2 separate regions of the Mus musculus genome follow, and region 2 is linked to region 1. Evidence: chromatin loops called from intact Hi-C (ENCODE). Cell type or tissue: left cerebral cortex. All regions are shown on one strand.

Region 1 (5,000 bases):
GAATAAGCCAATCTTGTTAAAATTAAACCAGGGTTGTTACAGGGGTGGTTTTACTGGTGCTCTTCAAAATTACTTTAATTTATACCCAATGTGTCCATTCAAAACAAATAGAAGGAATATATATATATATCAATATTGGTTTCTGACCAAAATATAACTTGGAAAATAAAAAAAAAAATGAGATTCAACTTTAAGGTCCCAAGTGTTTTCTTTTTCTATATCAAGGAAGACAGAAAGTCAAGAAGAGGAGAATCACAGTAAACTGTAGCCTAAGAAGTGCAAACACACATGCTCGCTCAATGCTTGTAACTAAGAGCTCCTTGGGCCATGAAATAGATGCTGCTTAGTTCACCTTTCCTAAAACCACATCGCCTCCCATGCCTGGAGGAGCACTGCTGAGATGAAGAGAGCCCTGTGCACTTAGGAAACAAGCCCGGAAAGGAAGAAAAACATAGAAAGAAAAACAGAGAACAGACATGCACCACAATATCTGGTCTCCCTAAATTCATTCATTCATTCATTCATTCTCTCTCTCATTTAATCTTACTGAAAATGTGTAACACAAATACAAAGGGTTTTAATAGCTTTTCATGAGGTATTCTAATTAATAATTTGCCATACTTGCTAATGAATACCTTCAGATCAACACCACAGTGAATATACATATTACATCTTGCTTTGGACACGTTAGTGTCGGGAACTTCACCAGATGTCTTATAGAAAATGCACAGTATGTTAAATATCATTACCATCACAGTAAATGCTTCCCAAATCTCTTACCTCTTTTACACGTACACAAATATCCTAAGTCCTGTCAGGATATTTCTTATGATCAGGGAAGCTAGAATACCATCCACTTCTCCCTTCCTCGATAACAGGAACTGGAAAGTAGCTGTAGGTGGGAGCCACAGTCTGACTGGGTGAAGCAGCTGTCACCTTCAGGAGCAGCAGTTAAGAAAAATCCTCCCTGCAAAGGATTCTGGGTCTCTTGGCTGGTTTTGTCTCATCATGAGGAAGATTGCTTCAGTGCTGGTTTCCTAGTTCTGCAACTATCAAAACACTGCAGTGGTGTAATACAACATGGATGAGCAGCATCCTCGATCCGAGGACTGAGGCCCATGTCTTCCACCAGTAGATCTGAAACTTTAAAACTGCTTCCTCTGCCATGAAACTGTGAGATTGAAGAGTTTTCCTTAAAGAAAAAAAATTACTTCAGTCACTTCAAGAGTAAAATTTAATTTAAAAGTTGTTAGATGACATCCTAATTATGTATTTTAAAGTGGCCCAGAATAAGCATTGCTTTCTGTCACCCTCCCCTTTAAAATAGGGAGCCTACTAATATGATACCTTCTTATAAAGAACTGATGAATCATTTTATCAAAGGTCCCTAGGATAAAGAAATAGTGTAATGTAGATTTCCATATAATGGTTGTTTATTATTATTATTATTATTATTATTATTATTATTATTATTATTATTATTACTATTATTTTAGTTTTCTGACATGTGTCCTGAAATGTGTTGAGAAAGTTCTTACTTCGATGCATTTTGCTTCATGAAACAACTTGGCAAAGTCAAACCTTCTATACTGGTGTCGGAGTAGGTGGAAGAAACAGGTGAAACCAGTCACAAAACCAAGTACCACAATTCCCCAGATGAAGGAAAAGACGATTGTCAAATTGGTAGCTATACTTCTAATTTACTCTCTTTATTGTTCTTGGAACCAGTGGTAAAAAATAAATACAGACTCTCCAAGGATGAATTCAATGTACACATCTGTGCAGTTTTCATCCTTTGCTTAGTAAATATATAATAAATCAAATGGCAGTGAACAACGTGTGTCTTCCAGGCAGGCCTGGTAGTGTTTGAGTCTTTGCCTCATAATATAGCAGCACACATGCCTTATTACATAAAATATAAATAATAATAATAATATATATTATATATAATGAATATATAAAAATTTGGTATTTTGTAGACCTAAATTTGTTTCTAAAACAGTTGTGTCTTAGAGAAAGCTTAAATGTAAGCAATTATTGATAATTTGTGGGCATAAGTACCTTTCTACGAATTCAATTTAACTAATTATTCTCAGCATCCTTCCCTACCAAGTTGGTTATTTTTTATTTTCCAAGATTGATAATTCCCGATAATTTATGTCGGACTAGATCATAAACTCATTCTTTGACCAAAGAAAAAAAAAAAAAAAAAGGAAAGAAAGAAAGAAAGAAAAAAGAATAATTTAAATTTACTGGTTTAACGTAAAATATTAAAAGGACAAGTTCAAGTTCATTGCCAACATTTTATTTGAAAATGTCAAGGTTTTGGAGTATACTTCTTGAAGAACTAAGAAGGCATGTTCCCTAAATTCCTCCTGTAAGGAGGTGGTGAGGATTACCCTGAAGTAGGAGGCACTGAAGCCCCCTGCTGTGTGATGGTGCTAATGACATCTTAGGTTTTATATGCTCAGCAGCAGCAGACAAACACAGGAAAGCAGTCATGTGGCAGGAGAGGGAGATGTGAAGTATTTTCCTAGCTTATGGCAGACGGGAACAAAGCTTTAACCCTTTAAAGCCTGAACTGTTTCAGAGTGTGTGATGGCAAAACTAAAGGGGAAGCAGGCTGTGTGTCAAAGATTCATAAATAACTCCTCGTAAGATTAGGTATCTTTTCATTAAGTCCTGGTGAACATTTGACTTTCTTGGAAACCATCAGGCTTGTGGGTCAATATAATGAAGATGAATAGTGGAATTATAGTAGGAATCCCACACTTCACATGTGCCAAGCCTCCTCACTCAAGTGTTCTGGGTAAAAATTTACTCTCTCAGGATCTGTCTTGCTGCAGTGTTTCCTATTCTACACAAAACAGACTTCGGTTTTTTGTTTGTTTGTTTGTTTTTTTGTTTGTTTCCCTGTTGTTGTTGTTGTTGTTATTTTTACTTATTTATTTTTAGGAGGGACAGGAATTAACCTTTAAATCTGTGTTCAGATAAGTCGGTGCCAATACGTGGCATATGTTTTTATGAGTCCTCATTATTGAATGTTGGTTTTTCTGTAGGAATAGTAGTCAAATGAGTTCCTAAAAATAGCGAGATCTAAGCAACTACTGTTATTTTCAGCACACCATGAAATCCTATCAGATGACAGTCAGAAACACAGTTCTGCTTGAATTCCATTTGCTACAGAACAAAAACATTTGACATACTGTGCATATTGATTTTTTTATCCAAGAAGTGGGCCCACAAGCTCCTCGTAATGTATTTGGTGGGTTTTCTTAAGGAGATATACAATTACTTTCATCTTAGAAAAGGTATTATGTTTGAACATTATGCAAGTAAATACTCTTCTTAATTACACATGAATTAAATAAAGTCAAAATAAGTAAAGAAATGATTGAGAATGGGAAACAATACTAAGTTACCTCACCATGAGTACTCATATGTGTTCAAGCTGAAAACATACAGTTACATTTAAAGATAAAGGCCAACCTTCTTAGGTTTTTAAATAATGAAAATCTGTAATAACAATGTGGTTTATGAGAAAAGATGAGTTAAAGATTTAAAAAGATGAGTAAAGGTAACTTACTCCTTAGTATTTATTTTCTTCTTCTCTTTTAACAAATATGTTTTCCTTACCAGTGATAAGAAGGGTTTCTTCCACTGAAAACAACCAAATTTGAAATCTGGAAAATTTCAATAGGGTTGAAAATTTATTCTGGATCTTTCCTGCTTTTGAGAGTAAATCATCAAAACCGGCTGCTGCCTGACTAGGTGAAAGAAGTTACCAGATCTTCCTTAGACAGAGTTGGTCGTTCATTAGTCACAGGATGCTTTATAGAGGTCTGAAGTAAACATTAAGACAGTTGTTGTTCACCACCGGGATAACTCTTTCTGAGTGAGCAAATCAGTTCCCCTCGAATATTTAAATGATCTTCCACCCACTTCAATACTTCAGAGGTATGTCTAGTCAGACTTGGGGATAATTTACCAAAATAAAAGTAATCGTTCTTTTACTTCTAGGAATACAAAGCATTGTTATTGAGCAGTGGCAACAGTTTCAAGTTACAGGGAAATAAAAGGCCCTTTAGAGGCTGAATTGAGTCACTAATAATAATAAAAACGATAATAATAATTATATATATATATGCATACACATACACACACACACACATACATACATACATACATACATGCACACACATGACATGCAAGTACAGATACATTGCTTATCCTTGAAAACAAAATGGGCAATCACCATTCTTGACAAAGGTAAAGATGTTCTGTGGAAAACACGGTGCGTTTTTTTTGTTTTTTGTTTTTTGTTTTTTTGTAATTTATAAAGCCAATTAATTTCCTCTTGCAATGAAACATTTTTGGCATCTGGGATAAACTTGTCTATGTTTAAAAATGCAGGTGCCTTGATAGTGCTTATTTAAACATCAGAGCCTGGAATATACCGTGTATAAAATATACTTGTACTTTCTTCAGAATTTTATCTTTTATTTCAGCTTGCCCCTTATTCCTCTTCCTGTAGGAAATGTCCATGCTACGTGTACTTCAGGTTCAGTTTTATACTTAATAGACCCTGTCTTCCAGTCTGCACATAAGCTTACACTGAAATGAATAAGCTTAAGTTATAGATCAGAATATATACATTAAATAAATAAAATGTATGTATATACACGTATATCTATATACATATATTCATATGTGTGTGTATTTCAAACCAAATAAAAATGTGCACAGAATTTAAGTGCCAATCCTTTGCCACTGGTTTCCATTTTATTTGTTGAAGTTTGAATGGTAACCTAGCTTGCTTTGTGCTCTCCAGGAATATAAGAACCCCTTTCCATTTACCATCCTACTGACCTGGAATAATTCACATTAAAAAAAAAATAATGAAGGATAGTGAATAGTTAAAGGAGAGGTCTCTTGTAAAATGGAAGTTTCTGAAAACGTACAAGTAATGAAGTTTCTCAACCACCAAAGGGCAGATCTCA
Region 2 (5,000 bases), 300 kb after region 1:
GGTCGCTATGAGAGATTTACATACTGTGATGCCATTCAAGGTGTGTCAGCATTTGACTTGAAACACACATATCTATGTGGTTCTCTTGCACTGTTTTCTCTATTGGAGGGCAGTGCTGCCAACTCTCTTTCTAGTTTATGCTATGTTCAAGTCTGGGAGAAGGTGCTGTAGTGCTCAGAGGATTACAAATATAGAGAAATTGCCTCACTGCTTCCTGACTGGTCTGTGCTATTGATTTATGATTGTTCCAGGAGCCTATGGGAGCTATAGTTCAGAAAACATAGGTTTTGAAAGTGGGAAGAACAAATAGTCATTATGTTGTTCCCTTTCCTAAGCAGCAGTTGTCTGACAGGAAGATGACCTAAAGTAAAAAGCTTTCTACAATATCTACCAAATCAGCCGAAAACAAATACCTTTTTTGATAATATCTTCATAAATAGAGATATATTGCAAGTTTTTTAATCTTAAATTTTCTATTATGATTCATTTGCTGTTGTTTAAATGTATGTGTATATTTTCTGCATGTATATCTATGTACCGTGCATGTATGTAAAGTATTAATGACAGTGAATTAATTCCTTCATTTTCAAATAGAAAAGGATAGAAGCTTGCAACTGTAGAATTTTGAGGTTTTCTCTACTTGATTTCTACTATATTATATAAGGGTGTTTTTATTTAAATATTTCTTTTTGTGTGAGTTTAATACACTCTATATCAAACATGGTGTCTGCATATAACTGTGGAAAATTACAAGTCACGGGTGTGCTACACAATAGCCTGCAGGGCTGGGATCACTGTGCTATTATCATACATTTATAGAATGCTGGTACTTTATTGGAAATGACCTTCCAAATAGTTCAGTTTGAACAACATTTCTGCTTAAACTTCAGAAACATGAAGGTTATATGTGCTTCTTTAGTATATAAATGTAATATGCACATCTCTTTATAGATGAATGTTTTAAGAAATCTTTTGTTCGTTCCATTTAAGTGGTTACATTAATGTTTCTCTAGAATATCAGGTGTGATGTTATCTTCTGACTGAAGAGTCTATTTTATTATATGTCATTGTCACACACACAGCTGAATTATGTAGCTAGAAGTTGTATGAATGGAGCCACTTGCTCTATTCATTATTTATCCTGGTCATTCAAGTGTCATTACGTTCTGTTGAAGTTGAAAATTGTGGTTTTTTTTCTTTTCATGTTATTTTAACTAGAGTTATATACAAAATTGTATCACTCATTTTTCTAATATTTGTACCTATTCTGTTTCCAGATTTTCAGACTATCACCCAACTTTTTCCTACTTTCTCAAACGTATTCATCAAAATGATTCTGTCTCTATAAGTGAGAGTAATCAATGAAAAGGGAGACCATACATTTGAAAGAGAGTAAGAAGGGAAGGTGAGGGGAGTAGGGATGAAAAGGAGAGAGGAAATATTGTAATTATATTATATCAAAAATGAATAATTAAAAAATGGCTACATATGATCACATTTTAATGTTTTCTAAGAAAACAATAAAATCTTTCAACATGTATGTAATGTGTAGTATTTATTGTTGAAATATTTGTATTTTCAATTTTCATGTATATTCCTGCTCATTAGATTCAGAGAACTGGATTTTGTTTTAGCTCTGTTTATGAGATGCTTTAAGAATATGTGGGGAGAGACTGACATGAATACCAATGCCTTCAACAATACCATTCCACTATATTTGTACATATACGTCTTGAAAAATATGTGCTAACTTATAAGAAAGAAAGTTATCATTTTTAGAATCTATATCATAAAATTTCAATATAGACATTGCATGTAAAGATTAGGTGTAATGTTGTGGTTCCCGACTGCTCCATCCCTGCACAGCCACCAGCAATTCATCTCAGGGTCTTGTGCTTGCTAGCCAAGTGTTCGACTATAAAACTACATCTATAACACCCTTATATTTTAAATATTCATAGACGATTTCACCAAGCAGATGAAGAGAGCCTTAAATGCATGATCTTCCTACTATAGTCTCTTCGGCTGAAAGAACACATGGGTACCACCAGGCATGTCTATGATAAATGTTTTCATTCAAAACCATACAGCTTTGTATTAGAACTAAACACTGAAATATGTCTAGTTAAATGTAACAAGGAATCAGATAGAGCTTAGAGGCTTATAAAATGAAGTAAAAAGGGAAAGGTCACCTAGTTCTTTAGTAGCTGTGGGCAATTCTATAACCAAACCTGCCTCTGTCTAATTCTTTGATTTCTGGAAAGCATTTCTGTATGTTTGTATACATGTAAAAATAGATTTCTCATGGCAGCAATTGCATTCACCAAAGGACTCCATCGGATGACACTTTGGAACTCTGATCTTGTAGTGTCCACTGTATCTGTATGTGCTACCCATCAGGGCAATGTTCTTTCTAACAGGGATAAGTTTTATTTTCCTTGCTCCTGAGCTCTGCAGTAGTGTAAGTGTTAAAGCCTGAGAGGTTTTGAAAGCTTCAGTGAATGTGTTAAGACTGTTAATGAAGCTCCAGAATCTAAGGACAAAATTAGCTCTCACACCCACACTGAGCAAAGTACACCAACTGTCTGATAGAATTGCATCATGACTTTTACCTGGGGACACGGGTATTATATTCAGCTGAATTGATGAAATTGGGAAGACAGATGTGCCCAAAGGACATTTTAAGAAGCTTGTACCTACATAAATTGCTTGTGAAAAATCTCTAACATTTGAATAAGAATCCAATGTGAAATGTTTTCTGCCTGTAAACTTCAGGTCACACGATATGTATTATCTAGAATATCCTTTAAGAGGAGAGAACATTTGATTTTCTCTTGGCATTAAACGAACTACATGATTTTAAGTCCAATGAATACCCCCTGTACTTTATGCATAAATACTTGGGGCAGCAGAGTTTGATGTACGATTTTTATTCTTTGCTTTGTTTGCCTTAAAGCATTAAGTGTGGGTTTTTTTCGCAGAGTCACTGGCATACAAAATGAGATGCAGATTTTAATAACTTAGATAACTAATCACTTAGCACACAGAGTCACAGACTAAGTGTGGCTATATCAGCGAACACCTCCCACCACAGTACGACTGGCAGTTTCAGGTGCTCAGACACTTGTACCTGAGGGAGAAAGCATCCTAATGGCCACTGACTAATCTTAACAGTTGATTTTTTAAATATTCTTAGAACCATTACGTTTCATTTTTTTTTTTTAGGAATGAAAACATACTTTTACACACATTTAAGAATTCTTTCTCACAATTAAGAAATATCTCACTTGCGGCTCTAAAAAAAAGGTCTTGATTACTTGGACAGTGTAGATGAATATTTTATATTTGTTTGCTTGTTTGTAATAAAACAGATGGCCATATTAAAAATATTTTTATTGCTAGCACTTAAAATAAAGAAGATGGAAGAAGTGGATCACTGTTCTTACCTTGGGCCTGTTCTGCTTTGGAGAGATACTAGGTCATCTTACTTTTTGTTCAAGGCATCTTAGACACTAATTCTTTATTTCATACAAAGACATTTTGGTTACTGAGACAGTTCCAGAACCTAAGATTCTTTCTACTGGAAATATGTAAATATTTAAATATTTAAAATTTTAACTAGTAAACTTTAAAAGAGTAAACATTATCTGACACATCTGGTCTCTACTTTTAATGTTTGGTTATTTACCTAACAATACATATAGCATCTTGTTGGAAATCCATGAAGCAATCTTATTCCCAAGAGGATTTATTTATAAACAGATAGGGTACGTGGCTATAAATGGCATTTTTGATGGGCTACTGTTTTATTTGTTTATTATGATACAATTATCTTAAATTAGTGGAAATGGCACAATTAAAATTCATCATGACCACAGAGTCTTTTTTTTTTCTTTCTACAGAATATATTACCTTTTCTACCCATTGGCAGTTCACATATATAACTCGTACTTCAAGGCTTTCTTTTCCATACTCTGTCTTCTTAATTACACTGTAAGTCCTTGAAAGACAGTATTTTACTTGTGGCACTTCATGGCTATTTAAAATAAACCTTGCCCAAGACATGTGACAAAAGATTAATTAAAAATGAAAAGAAAAATGGTTTAAAAGTAAAACAACTTTGTTATAGATAGTGAAAAGTAATGGTACTGTATCAATTAGAAGTTTACGAAGTATTTTAAATTTGTTATAATTTAAATTTCTAAATAGGTGCATTCTCTAATTTCTATATTAGACTTTAAACATATTTTCCTATTATGTTTGTGGTGAACAGGTATTAATTGTATAAGAGGAATTTTAAACTGACTTTTCAAGGACTGCCAAGGTGGCCGTTGTTTAGTAGAATGCATGATACTTACAGAGTACCAGAATATGATTTACCGGTCCCCAAGCTGGAAAAGTTACAAAGATACAATTCCAGCCTCTCCTGAAGCTGAATCTAGGGATCTAGTATCTTTGAGCCCCATAAGCAACTTTGCTAATATGCACATACCCACACACAGCACATAAGTGAATCAAACAAATGATCTAATATGAAATTTCTGTTACAAAATAGTACCCACATACCCAATTTTGAGGCCAAAAGTCTTCTTTTAAGGGAGGTACTGTTGGATTTTTCTAGCCTTGCCAAATTTCTGAAGCTATATTTGAAAAATCATCATTTCTGATTTTTGTAATTAAAAGGGAATTTTTCATATAACCTTTTCTTTGGTTGACATAAAATCTTCATGTGAATAAATCATATAAAATTAGATCCAGCAATAAACTCTTAAGAGTACAGATAAGTATAAGAAGAAAATTAATAGAAGAAATTTCCTGTCAAACTTCAAACTTAGTAAGTAGGGCTTGAGAAAGGATCAAATTTTTTAAGAATTAATGACTTAAATTATAATACAAGTTTTACTTTGGTTGCCAATTCAGCAAATAATCCCTGCAGCCAACAATCATGATTATTAAACCTAATTGTATAATACAGTGACATTAAATAACACACTTTCCAA

The links. Hi-C counts contacts between places; a loop is a spot of excess contacts. Peaks named below come from ENCODE experiments on the same cell type or tissue, not always from the same donor. Only the 100,000 strongest peaks of a DNase experiment are listed, where the experiment ranks them.
Region 2: it touches region 1 in a loop (2.6-fold over the local background); 2 of 42 quality-filtered maps call a loop at or near these places.

Annotation. Positions count from the first base shown.
Region 1 is chr16:67,611,579-67,616,578 of GRCm38, reverse strand. All of the region lies in intron 1 of Cadm2 (cell adhesion molecule 2), which reads left to right. Among named protein-coding and RNA genes, the nearest start is that of Cadm2, 6.8 kb to the left of the region's middle. In left cerebral cortex, a CTCF peak has its summit at 2,434; DNase peaks (open chromatin) are centred at 996 and 2,456.
Region 2 is chr16:67,308,745-67,313,744 of GRCm38, reverse strand. All of the region lies in intron 1 of Cadm2 (cell adhesion molecule 2), which reads left to right. Among named protein-coding and RNA genes, the nearest start is that of Cadm2, 310 kb to the left of the region's middle. In left cerebral cortex, no CTCF peak of the experiment used is centred here; a DNase peak (open chromatin) is centred at 2,556; H3K27ac peaks cover 1,149 bases.